2 separate regions of the Homo sapiens genome follow, and region 1 is linked to region 2. Evidence: chromatin contacts called from ENCODE Hi-C or POLR2A ChIA-PET data. All regions are on one chromosome and are shown on one strand. Each heading gives the region's core, a stretch centred on a gene start or an enhancer-like site at or near the end of the contact. The rest is flanking DNA. Distances are from core to core; before and after follow the strand shown.

Region 1 (6,216 bases), core at 413-2,912, 200 kb before region 2:
GTCAATCTGTGTGTGAGGTTGAGAAAGGTAAATGAAGAATGTAGGCCACTTTGGCCTCCTATAGTTTCTGAGGCTGGCAGCCTGTAGTACATGTATCAGGGAGGGCCTGAGGAACAATTCCCGTCTGCACATAGGAACTGCCCTGTCCAGTGTCCATGGGTTCAGAGGCACCAGAAGCACCTGAGTCCTGCCCCTGCAACCCGCCCATGCCCACTCAGGAAGCAATGGCTCCCACAAATGGCAGGGAGTTGTGCTTATGCTATTCTTCCCTTCCTCTTCTTCACTCTCTCCCTCACCTCCCTTAAGCAACCAGTACACGCATTTGCGCGGTACACCCCAAAGCCAATGTCCCCCTATTCACACTGGAGACACATCCTCATGTCACCCCAGCAACCAGCACTGTGAGGCCTTTGGATACCCCATGTAAACACTGCTGGCCTCTGACCCCGGAAATCTTATTCTTCCCACAAAAGAAAAAACTTGTATGAATTAATTTTCCCACCTCTTAACCAGCTGCATAGAAATCATGCGGACATGGCTTTAAAGCTGGATTCCTGATGCGGCCTCAAATTTCTAACCCTCGATTACTTAGAATTAGATTTTCCCCCCACAAGACAATTATCCCCACACTAAGAATCTAGGAGGTTTTTTATCATTTCTCTTGGGACTTATTAAAACCAAAGAAACACTGAAAAATGGAGCAACTTCCATGTACATTCTACATTAACAGACCAACACATTTCAAAGAACTCACTCACTCAGAGGAAAAGTAAACAATTCTAAGGCAGGAGGTAATTTTTCTTTTTACTTTTCTTTTTGAATGACAATTTTTGTTTCGGAAGGCCTCTGTGTCTATCAAATAGGCAGTAGTGTTTGTGGCCATATTTGTGGCCTGAACGCAGCTGTCTAAACCCTGCAAACAGTTGGAATGACACTGCAGGAATTCTCGGTCTCACTGAAACTGCAGAAATGGCAGGGGCCTCTCTCATGGCAGGCACTGAAATACCTTTAATCACACCAGACAAAGGCCATCCAGGATGCACGGAAACCAAACCTCTCTCCTCAGCCCTTTGAGAGTAGTTGAAGTGGATATTATTTTAATCAAATCCTTTTAAATCACTAAATAGGATGACTCCATTTAATTAGCTTTTTACACAAAAAGCACATTTTTGTTCTGATACAACTTGATTACATATTTTTCAATTTTTAAATGGGTATGGGTTTCACTTTTTAAAAATACACTTTATACACTTAAAGCAATGATATCTGGAACTGTAACCCTCAAGAATTCTAAAAGATTCTGTGGAAAAGAAAATATTTGCTTTAATGTTTCCCTTGTGCACTACTGCGTCCCCCTCTTTTATCTTTGAACTCTCTTTGCTTGCCCAGATTAGTTCAATTTTAAGAATGATCTGTTCATTTGTCTGCTTGAAACTTTGTACTTTTGGGGAGCAAGTCAAGGAATGATGGTCTTATCGCCACATAATGCTATTAACAAGCATGGTTTCCACTCATTCATGCCTGCTCAATTTTTTAAGAGGGCCTACTATGAGTTAGGCACTAGGCTTGGCACAGATAAGGATTCTGAGCTGATAAAGCCTGCAGTTCCACAGTGAACACTGCTGTCAGACAGTCACTGCACAGATAACTATGCAACCACAATGACAGCTTTGAAGCGGCCGTGGCGATAGGGCAACCCCATCCAGCCTGGGCCTTTAGGGGAGTGTCAAGGAAGAGCTCTCTAAAAAGTAACAAATGCCGCTTTCTTAGAACTTACGAAACTTAAAAAAAAATAAGGCACACAAACATATTGTCTCAAATATTATATAAACTCCAAAGTAAGGTGGGGTATGGGAAGGGGAAAGCTCTGAGCCCAGACAGATCTGAGTAGAATCCTTACTATAACTACAGCACCTTGAGCCTCTCATAGCTCCCTCACAGGACTGCTGTCACAGTGAAGTGTAACATAGATGATATAAAGCACTCTGCATAGCAGAAGTTCAATAAACCATAGATATTAATTAATACAGAATTTATGCTAACTTGTCTTTGAGCTTTAGCATGTCAAAATAAAGCTAATTTTCCACTTCTGTCTTTACAAAAACGTTCAACTAAAAGAGGAAACTTAAAAATCCACATGAAGAACAAACACTGTAACTTTGGCAATTTTTCTCCACTGGAGTTGGCCAACAGGTATCATTTACTTATACAACAGATGCACATCCTATATTAGATTCTTCTGGATAGGTAAACACAGACAAAAAGAAAAGTTGATAGATCCGTGTTCAACAGTGTTCTACCAGCAACAGAAAAAGGTTCTGAAAGTGGAACTTCTAGAATAGAGCTTTTAAAACAGCAAACTCCCCTAAGGCAATGATTGTTTTTCAGGTCATCAACTACTTGACTGAGGAGAGGGTGCAGGCAGAGCCTTTCAGAGGTGCCTCAGACTCACTCCATCCAAGCAGCATTTCTACCCGTTTAGCTTCTCTTAATCTGGATTCCCTGTGCACTTACAGACATCCACACCACGGGTCAGTCACCCGTGTTCACTCTTTTGTTAGACACTCATTGCTCCTTCAGTCCCAATCCATAACTGGTCTTACCTGGCATTCTTTAGACTGGTGGCCAACAGCCCTTTTTCCATTTTAATTCAAGACCCAAGTCAGAAAACAAAAACAAAAACAAAATGTATTTGGTTTGTGTTTTTCAATTTAAAAGCGAGTAATTTTACTTGGTCCTGTGAAAGGGACCACTTTACTGATAAGAAAAATGAAACTTGGGGAGGAGAAATGATTTTTCTAAGGTCTAACAGGAAGTTAACAGCAGAAGTGAAGCAAAATTGAACACATTCCATTCAGTGCCCCCCACACCCCACTAACTGAGCCCTGCTGTTTGCCCGGCATGGGGCCAGGACTGGGAACCCAGATGAATGGACTTCCCCCTCCTGTGGCTGCAGGATTCACTGCCTGAGTTGGACAGGGGAGGGCAAGTCCTGCAGTCTGGGGCAAATGCCAGGCATTTCTTTGGGCTCCAAGGCACAATACTGCCCTGAGGGGGCTCCTGGCACCCATAGGCTCTTGCCTGCTGTGGACCTGGCCTAGTCCAGAAGGGTCACAGTATACTGACCTCCCATAGGCGACAGTCTTTGCCAATCCCTGGCTTCCACAGCCAAAACCTGAGTGCATGCGGATTCTAAAAAGGCTCCTTCTGCCTTGTCCTAACTAGAGCTGTGTTATTTCCCCAAGTTGCCCTGGTTTGTATGAGCTGAAAAGCCCGTGACTAGCAGTAGATCACAGGCCATCCTGCAGAAGCTAGGTGCCTGCATGGGGTCAAAGGTCAGGAGTTACTCACAATTGTTCTGGAACAATGTTTCAGATAGTATACTTCCCTAACTTAGAGACAAACGAGCTGCATTCAGAATGGCTCTAGTTCAGAAAGAAAAGCCTCTCTTGCACTCAAATCAAGATGAGAAATAACCCCAAGTCATTCTCAGATGATGAAGGGGCAGCCCCCAAGTGGCCAGGGAATTGAGGAACATAACTCAGAACAGCTGAAAAGTTACACCCAAGGCAATGTGGTTGGGCAGAGTAGTGGGGGCCGAAAAGGACGCCTGGGTGGCTAGCGAGAGCTGCGACGTCCAGCCTTTCAGTGGGGGAACTCAAGGCACCTGGGGAGGCAGAGAGACGTACAGGCAGAGAAGGCTCAGCAAACATTCAGAGAAAGAATGCATTCACAGCTCCTCACACCCACTCCATCATGGAGTTTTTCTGGATAGCTCAGCCCTCAGTCAGAGCTTCCAAGCCCCTTCTGCACAGCTCTCAGATTGTACCATCATTACCTGAGTACTTGTCAGTCACATTCACTTTTGTCTCAAGAGAGTCCAGCATGATGTCTAACACCCAGTAGGAACCAAAAAAATGTTACATTAATGAAAGAATGACCTGCTACACAGTGGCTGCAATTCAAAGATACGGCTCAGGCAGAGGTGAGCAGCAGCCATCTGAGAGTGGAGGAAAAACAACAATGAATGGACTGAAAACGACCTCCTTGACCAGCCTGAGGATAGGCGCTCCCCATTCCTCCCCAGCCTGAAGGCTCCTCAGCCATGGGACAGCTGTTCCATTCTATTTCTGGGGTGGGAGCCATAACTTATAGTCAAAACATATGTTCCCATAAATTACCAGAATTGAGTGTTACAACTAAGGGAAGGGAGAAAATAGTGGGTCCACCAAAGGAGGTAAGGTTTTCTTTCTATTTCACAAACCAGTTCCTTCTCCAACTCGACCTCTCTCTTAGAAATCTATGGACTCAGAATTACAATCCCAAATTAAAAGTGGACTTCATCCTAGGTTCCAACAGGAAGCCCTTTATAATTCACAAGGCACTTGCTCTCAGTGCAAAACTTGCCAACTTACTTTTTCCACGTTTAGATCAGCATCCTGCTTCTTCAAAAAAACTGTAGAAGAAGAAAAAAAAAAGTGAGACATCAAAAGAGAACCAAGTACTCTCTGCCTACAAACCACCCACAAAGCACCACCATAGAATTTCCATTTGTTGCAGACAATCAATTTGCCCACAAATTTTTTATCATTCACACAATTGTTGCTAAGTCACAGTTGCCACAAACACCTGTCTGAAACTGCAAAGACCTGGCCTTGTACCACCAAAGGAAGCCAGCATGAGATTTTAACTTTCTGGAATCAGGAAAGATAAGGATAGAGGCCTTGTGTGTACACACACACATACACACACACACACAAACACAAACACAAACACACTTCCCTTTTTCAGAGTCTCTACAAGTCATCAATGGTTGGGGCACAATTAAAACTGAGTCTTCCAAGGTCTTACTCAATTTACCTCTTGGATTAAAACACCCCCAGCACCCAGCCCATACCTTCCCCACTTCCTATCTGACTGTGGGTGGGCCCCGCTGTCAAAAAAAGCATTTTGGGGATGGCCCCTGGTTCCCAGCAGCTGGGGTTCCCCTCTGCAGGAGGTTTGCCAACCCAGCAGCCTGCATCATCTTGTCCATGGAACTCCAGCCCCGGGACTACCTTAGAACCTTGTGCCAAGCCCCTGGCGAGGCTGAGTGCTGGTTCTGATGACACCCATGCATGCTTCACATTAATCTTTAAAGTGCCAGGAGCAGGATGGCAGCTTTCCAGTTTGCTCACACGCTGTGCCTACAACTGGCCAATATTATGGTACTTCATTTATTATCTGCAATTTTAGCTGTTTGAATAAAGCTGCAGTTTTAATAAAGTGTCTAAAGAGAACAATAAAAATAGTTGAATGGAATTATGTTTACAACAATATGTTAGGGCAGAGAGCTTTGAGTTAAGAAATATGAAAAAAGGCAGGAACAATTTTTCCTATCTTGTAGAGACTCTTAAGCTTTTCAATGTGACTCTTAGTATCTTTCTTCCTGATCCACGATTTAAAACACCCCCATGATAAGTTATTATTCCCATCAAAACCATCCCCCACCACACACACACACAAGAATTTTTGCACTGTTTGGAAAGATGTATAATTAACAGTAACATCTTTGTTTTGTTTAATCAAAGATGACTCGGAATGAAGGAAAGAAAAAATGACCATGAGGAAGAGAATTTGAAACTCATATATTGTTCTCTGCAGATGGGCATTCAAATCATGAACTCACTGGAGATGAGCAAGAGAACCACCATGGAGGTGAGAGAGAATGTGCTAATAAGCATGCCATTGCAGCTCATGCCTTAGCAACCCATATCATCTCACCTCTTCCTGGGTTCTGAGACATGCTGTCCTGTCCTACGGAGAAACCGCCAGGCAATAGATGCCTTTTCTTTTGGCTAACCCACTAGGGATCTAGACACTGCTAAGCTGTAAAAAATGAGAATTATTTGTCCAGAAATTTTAACTTGCTTCCCTATAATCAGAAGAGAATAAATCAATACTATGAGAACTCTTCACAAAAGGGAACATGTATAGAGTGGAACTTTGCCTTCTATTCTTGAACACTTCTGCAGAGGCTCAGAAAAGTTGTTGCTCTGATTCACAGGTCACAATAAGGAGATTTCTATTTACAAGGTGGAAGACTTTTTCATCAGCCTTAGAAAGAGCACTTGGAGAATCATTACCATTTCCAAAGTAGGGAAGAAACTTTAATACCCTTCTTTCAAGCATACTGTGTAATTCCAACAACATAGGATGCCCAATTCACAAGATTCT
Region 2 (6,823 bases), core at 3,004-5,503:
GAAGAGTCAGAAATCCCACAGCTGCCAGTGATGAACTGTTAGCTGTCCTTGGACTGTGTCGGCGCATCTAGCTCCACCATCAAACAGGGTCACAACTTGCTCCATTAATGACCAGTTCACAGTGCGCATCTGTTTCAGGCAAGGTGTGCTCGTTACCTTAACAGAAGGTTTACCTTGTAAACGTTTCTCACAAGGAAAAACAAACGACCAAATAACCTCATATTTTTGTGATGAGTAGATTTTTTTGGATCATCAGCCCTGCCCTTTCTCCATTACCAAGTTCACGGCAAGGCTGACATTCCAGGGCAAACACCCGCCTTCTTGGCGCCCACGAGCAGCGGACTCCTCATTCTGCTTTAGTTTACTGCTTCCGCATTAACTCGTCCACTGGCTCCCTTATTCATTTGTTCAACAGACAATTATTATCTACTGTGTTGGCAACAGTGCTGGGCACTGGGTCTTCCTGTTCTTAGCTATGTAGAATTCAGAGAAGAACACAGTGCATAGATTGCCTAGGAGTGGAGAAAAGCTTGATGTGGCAACTTCCAGATCCTATCATAGGAGATGGAGCCGCATGTCCCTCCAAGATGCATATTCTGGGAGGTTTATTCCCAAATAAGAAGAGAGTGTGGGTGATGGGCAGCCACAAACATAGCAAATGTTCACTAAAGATAGTATCTTTACTATGACTGGTTCATCTGCATTCTCCTATTCCATGCCTGTTGCCTGTGAAGAGTCTGCAAAGGTTAGGTGCTCCTGCAGCTGACCTGGCCTTCTGCGTAGGGAGGAAGACAAGTTAGACTTCCAAACAAGGTGACATACAAGTGAGAACTCTGTTGGAGGCAGTTAGCAGAAACCCAATCCAAATTAGCTTAAGCAAAACAGAAATTTCATTTTAAGGATATGGGAGAGATTTGTCCATTACAGCTCAATAAAACTGGGGAAAAAAAAGAATATGGGGGAGGAGCATGTCTCATGGAATCCAGTGGAATCCATGCTTGGACTTTGGGAATGACACAAATCCAAAAACATGAATGTTGTCAGGACTCTGCTGCCAATATTCATATAATTAATAATATTTGTGGAGCATTTATTATGTCCTAGGCATGCTTTCTGCTTAGGTTCATTGCATTTTATTTATTTATTTATTTTTACAACAACTCTGTAAAATCTGAACTAAAATTATTCCATTTTTCAGAGGTGGAAGCCTGGGGAAGTAAAGGCATGTGTCCAATGTCACACAGCTATTGTAGTAAGAGAGCGAGTGTGAATCCATAGCCTGTACTGGTGACCCTAACCACATTGTTGTCCCCTGCCTTGGTGCAGACTGCCATCCTCTGTCCCTCAGCTCAACACACCCCAAGTTTCACACATGCCATCCATCAGTCTATGGAGACACCACACTTCTCTGTGTCTCCAGTCATCTCTCAAAGAAAGGACTATGATTGGCCAGGTTGGATGAGGTCCCAGGGGTATCACCCAGAGGAGCTCGGCCATACCAACTAGAAGAAATGGTTGAGAGTAAGGGCTTCAGGGGCAAGGCGACCATTTTCAGGAACTGAGTGTTTCTGAGCAGCCAAACAATGGTTAACTACAAATTTCACCTTTCCCTCCTGCATGACTTTTCATTTTTGCTTTACTTTCCAGCAATTTAGAAATAAATTTAATTTTCAAAGGCACTGACTCATTCCATGTGTCTGGGAGCATCTAGTTCTCTGCTCTATTTTACAGAGCTTTCCTCTTCTTTTACTATTTTTTTCAATCATTAAAAAAAATTTAATTCTCCTGTTTTATACTGTGCTTGATTTTTTTGTAAGCTGTCTTAGCTTACAAAAACATTTATGGAAATATGTGAGGGATAAATTATGGATTAAAAAAGAAAAAAGACTTCAGAGTTATGCTATCAACATGGCAGCTACTAGCCACTTATGACTATTTAAACTTAAATTAATTAAAATTAAATAAAATAAAAAATGTAGTTCCTCATTCACACTGACCATATTTTAAATGCTCAACAGCACATTATAGTTCTATATTATAGAATATTTCCATAATTGCTGAAAGTTCTGCTAGACAGTGCTGCTACACAGGGTTCCAACAATGGTGTGCTGTCTCTGAAATAATGAGCTCCCTAAAGGAAGTGGCCCGGTGACCTGCATTCACCCTCCAGATCTCAGGGGTTGTGAGTCCCAGCTTTCTTTCCCACCATTATGCTTCCTGTTGATTGCTTCCTGACTCACTTCCCTATTCATTTTCTCAAAGCCAACATTTACATCACATAAACTTAAGTTATTCCTTTTCAGTAGCAGAAAAAACATATAATTGTAATAAACATTTTTGGGGGGTGGAAGGGATATTTATTACTGATACTAAAAATTTAATGCCTTTGCTTAATTAGAGGTGGGACTGAAGGAATGCATGAACCGAAAATGCTGGCTAACAAAACAAAGTGTTTATACATGGAAATGCTTCAAGAGCCCCAAAACAGAGCTCCCATGTTCTCCATGGTGGGAAAGTTTCCATCTTTCCTCTTTTTGTAACTGTCCAGAAAAGACAGAATGTTTTTGATCAAAGTGGCTTTGAATCTTTAGCATTACGTTGTCCCATTAGAACAGAACTTTTTCCCATGCAGTGCCAATCCACACATTTAGTTTCTGCAGCTCCTTAGTTTTATTGGGAATGGGGGTGGGGATGGTGGCACCATCTTGTTTGAAAGGGTTTACAGCTGATACTACCGTTTACAGTAAATTCCTAGAGTGGGAGGAGGAAGTGGCACATTTTTGGAGCAGCTAGGTGGCTGGAAGAGATTCTCCTCCCCCAAGACTGGTCAGAGGTCCTGTGAGAATGGGAGCTGCTCACCTCTCCTTGGCAGTGTGCTGGGCTGGGGAGGTGCCAAGATATCCCTAGCAGCGACTCCAGCCAGGGAGATTGGTCCCTAGATGCAGCATCTTCCAGTGCACCAATGTTCTCATGACCCAAGGCTGGTACTGAAATAGCAGGATTGTCAAACCTGAAGGAACCATTGCCTGTGGGCTGCAGGGACCTGGAACCCTGACCCAAACCAGGATGGAGGAGGTGCCCAATAATGATTATGATTCAGCTGTCCAACAGCTCAATAAAAGGGGGACTTGGAGTTACATGCGACTTGATTTAAGGGATTCTAAAAATATATTTATTGTGAACCTGAGTTTAAGAACTGATATTCTTGCTTACTGAAGGTGGACATACTAACTTTGGACATAAAACCTGAGGGGCAGGTAAGGGCAGTGTCTGTGTGCCTGGCATGCACAGGACACAGATGGCATTCTGAAAGCCATCATCCAGGACTGAAGAGTTGCTTTCCACACTCTGAAACTGTGACACGAGATTCACTTTGGAGAGTCTTTTGTGGATGAGCCTCATCAATTAACAGTCCTAGTGTGTGTAAGCGTGAGCTCAGTTTTGTTCTGTCAAGTCTTAAGACAGCATTTGATTTAGCAGTTGATTCAATTACATTACATGTGGATTTGGAAAAGTGGTGTGTGTGTGTGTGTGTGTGTGTGTGTGTGTGTGTGTGTATTTCTTTTAAACAATGATGTAACCTTTCTGAATTCAGGTGGAAACTGTCTTGATTGACCTCCGCGTACCAGGACAGATTAATTAACTCTTAGTTTCTTTCGTGGAACATACGAACACACCCTGAGCTCACTGAGAGCTCACAGCTGGTAGGAGAGGAGGCTCCTCTTTAGTAGGCCCAGTGTGTTGTTTGCCTCTTTCCTAATCTGTTCATTCCACTTAATTGTATCCCGATAACGACACAATTTGAGCAAATATTAATTTGAGCAAATATTACTAAAACTGATGATACACAGATACATGAAGAAAGATATTTCCAATGGAAAGAAAAAGCAAAATGCTTGGGAAAGATTCAACAGGAAAAGCTGCTTTAAATGTGTTGTTGAATTATATTTGATGGTTATGAGTACAGAATCTAAGATTCTTTAGTCAAGATGTTTTACACTGTCTCTAAATTCTCATTTCACAAAGGAAACTCAAATGAGACAACATGGAGGATGCATTATATGTGTGGCTCATAAAGAGAGGGAACAATACAGCACTCTAATCAGCACATCTATATTCAAAGAAAGGCATTGGCTAAATAAAAACACTGGTGAGTAAATAGACAACTCAGTTCCCTGCTAAAATAAAATGTTTGTATAGGCAGGACTCCTGCGAGAGCCCCTTTGACTGCCCGTTGAGCGCCCTCTGCTGGCCCGGAGGGAAGGGTGCCACGGAGGGGACGGCGTCAGGGCCCCACCCACGGTTTAGTTTCAGATCAGCGCTTTTCAGTTCCAAGATACAGATTCCGGTTCCAATGAATGCTGGTTGAAAATACGGCCGTGGTTTTAAATATCATGAAACTATTTTACGTCCGTAGTACTTTCATCTATTTTTATAAGAATGTTTTGTAACTGAGAAACCTAAAGAGATGATGAATTTCCCCCACCGCCCCCGACTATTTTGCCTTTCAGTGACGCGGTAATATTTTACGATAGGTGCCGATTCAAATCAGTGGCTTTCAGAAAGTACAGCTGCTATTCTTTGGTGCCGCTATTCAGAATGACAATGTGAAATAAAAATGATTCTGACTATGGGAAGGTCTGATCTTCCTATGAATGAAAACAATCATGTGGGCCACAGAGAGCTCTCTCTTTCCAGCTATCGAGGGACTTTTTGCAGAGAGAGAAAAGGATCCTAAAGCCATGTTCCCGATACTGCAGACTTGGCGAGATGGCGGCGGGCTCCTCCCACCTCTGCGGCAGCGTCACAATCAATAATGCAGGGCTCTGCGGCAGAGGAAGCGCCTGCTTTTATATAGGGGCGCCCGGACCCCAGAGCAGGGCTAGTCCCTTAACCCATTCCGCCATCTAGCGTCCGCAGGGGCTCATGGCAGGTTGGAGCCGGACAGTCTGGAAACTGCAATCTAGATTTTGCAGAAGGGTGACCTTTAGCCTTCTGCAAAACCTAGATCTCACTTAATGTAGATCTCACTGAAGAAGGCAAATAAAAAGTGAGTGGAGTGTTTATTCATTTTCCTGTAAGATTAGTAACTTTAAGGCTAAAAACTCTAAAGTAAGTATTTCCCAAGCCCCTGCTGTAAGTCAGTCATGTTGTGGGTACCAAGGCTATGAAGATGTCTCAGTCTCTATTTTCAGTGACCCAGTCTAGTAGGGACAAGCCATATGAACATATGCCCAGTTAAATTTGAATTTCAGGTTAACACGGAATTTGTGTGTGTGTGTGTCCCATATATGCTAAAGCAGTTAACTGGGCATCTATTATTATCATTATTTTTATAAGCAAAATCTTGCAACCGTGCATATAAACAGATGATTGCAGTATGGGCTTTACAAGGGCAGGGTGGCACGCTAATTGCTTGAGGAGCTTTGCTGTGGGTGCTGGTTAGGAAGCGTTCTCAGGGGAGAAGTCGCTTGTGCAAACTGCTTATCAGATAAAGCAGTGGGCAGGGTTGTCCTGGTAGAATCGCATAAGCAAAAGCAAGAGGCTGGGGGACTCGCAGTACAGCAGGTCTGTGCTACCTGAGCTGGCAGGTGAGGCAAGGATAGTGCAGGGGTGAGGTTGCTTCATCGTGGAAGGCCTTCTACTGTGCTTCCCAGGAGCTGGGTTCTATTCCAGGGGGAGTGAAAAAGGGTTTTGAGCGGGAGAGTGACATGATCTAATTTGTGTTTAAGAAAAAGAGATCAAATGGCAATGTTGAGGCTGGACTGGGGGAGGTAGGAAGCTTGGAGGCAGGGAGGCCTGAAGGAAATTGTCTAAGGTGAGTGAGCTCAGAAAAGTAGCAGAGCTTGAAGGTGAATGAGGGTCTTTTGACTCCAAGTCCAGGATGCCTGTCACTGTCCCCATCTAATTGAATTATGATTCACATGTGCAAGCATTTTACAAATCAGGAATGACACACCACATTATGCATACTTTTCCTTCTCTGAAAGATTAGCTTCACCCACATTTGGAAATACTGGAAATTTTTCTGTCCTCCTCTTCTCTTGCTTCTCCTTTGCATGTGGTCGGCCTCGGTGTCTGCCTCTGATTAACTCAGCCCTGTTTCCCACACAGAGCTCCCCCTGCAAACCAGACTAACAAGGCCAAGTGACAAAATGAATTATAAACCTCTGAGATATTTGGCCTTGTTTTCCTTGGGCCACAGCCTGACTTTTTTAAAGGCCCTTGGAATGAGGACACCTGTTTATTTTCAAGGAGACTCTGACCCAAGCCCCACGCAGATGGCTGGGCAGAGCATTTTGTGGTGGTCAGAGGTTGCTCATTTTTGGACCTGGTTTATTAAAAGTTGGACAGGGGACCAAGCAGAGCCTGGCACCTCTTTGTCCCTCCATCCATGGTGGGGGGCATTGGCAGCACCTTAGCACGCACAGAACAGCCCCTCAGAGAATGCACAGGTGTTGATTAACAAGGCTTGTATACACGTTAGTGGAGGAAGAAGAGAAAACAAACCTACTCTCTCATGCACATGTGACTAGAGTCACGTTGGGATCGTGAGGCTAGTGCTTTGTAAAAAAAAAATGGGATGCTTTTAACAGAAAGACATATAGAAAAAAAGGTAAGTGAGATGTGCAATACAGTCACATGTCACACAATGACGTTTTAGTAAATGACAGTCCTCATATACAAAAGTGGTCTCATAAGGTTATAGTGTAGCTGAAAAACTCCAATCACCTAGTGCCATCGTAGCCATTCCAACATCACAGTGCAATGCATTATATGTTTGTGGTGATGCTGGTATAAACAAACCAACTGCACTGCCAGT

Evidence for each region. Hi-C counts contacts between places; a loop is a spot of excess contacts on that map. ChIA-PET counts read pairs that join two places held with the same protein, here RNA polymerase II (POLR2A). Pooled maps may share reads with other maps.
Region 1: a map of naive thymus-derived CD4-positive, alpha-beta T cell shows a loop between it and region 2 (3-fold over the local background). The contact joins two enhancer-like sites. A Hi-C loop is called at or near these places in 2 of 168 maps with a recorded cell type or tissue (both naive thymus-derived CD4-positive, alpha-beta T cell) and 14 of 50 pooled maps. POLR2A ChIA-PET finds 5 or more read pairs at or near these places in 6 of 52 experiments (AG04450, T-cell, activated CD4-positive, alpha-beta T cell and 2 more).

The regions. Positions count from the first base shown.
Region 1 is chr6:111,842,174-111,848,389 of GRCh38, forward strand. It overlaps FYN (FYN proto-oncogene, Src family tyrosine kinase), which reads right to left. Exons shown (of 14, transcript NM_002037.5): 2 at 4,416-4,456. Among named protein-coding and RNA genes, the nearest start is that of FYN, 28 kb to the right of the region's middle. RefSeq lists an enhancer at 728-837. Within about 2 kb of position 1,663, at least 10 of the 41 ENCODE cell types and tissues checked have a DNase peak (open chromatin) inside an H3K27ac peak, as active enhancers do.
Region 2 is chr6:112,038,943-112,045,765 of GRCh38, forward strand. No RefSeq gene overlaps it. Among named protein-coding and RNA genes, the nearest start is that of CCN6, 12 kb to the right of the region's middle. RefSeq lists a silencer at 4,823-4,922. Within about 2 kb of position 4,254, at least 40 of the 41 ENCODE cell types and tissues checked have a DNase peak (open chromatin) inside an H3K27ac peak, as active enhancers do.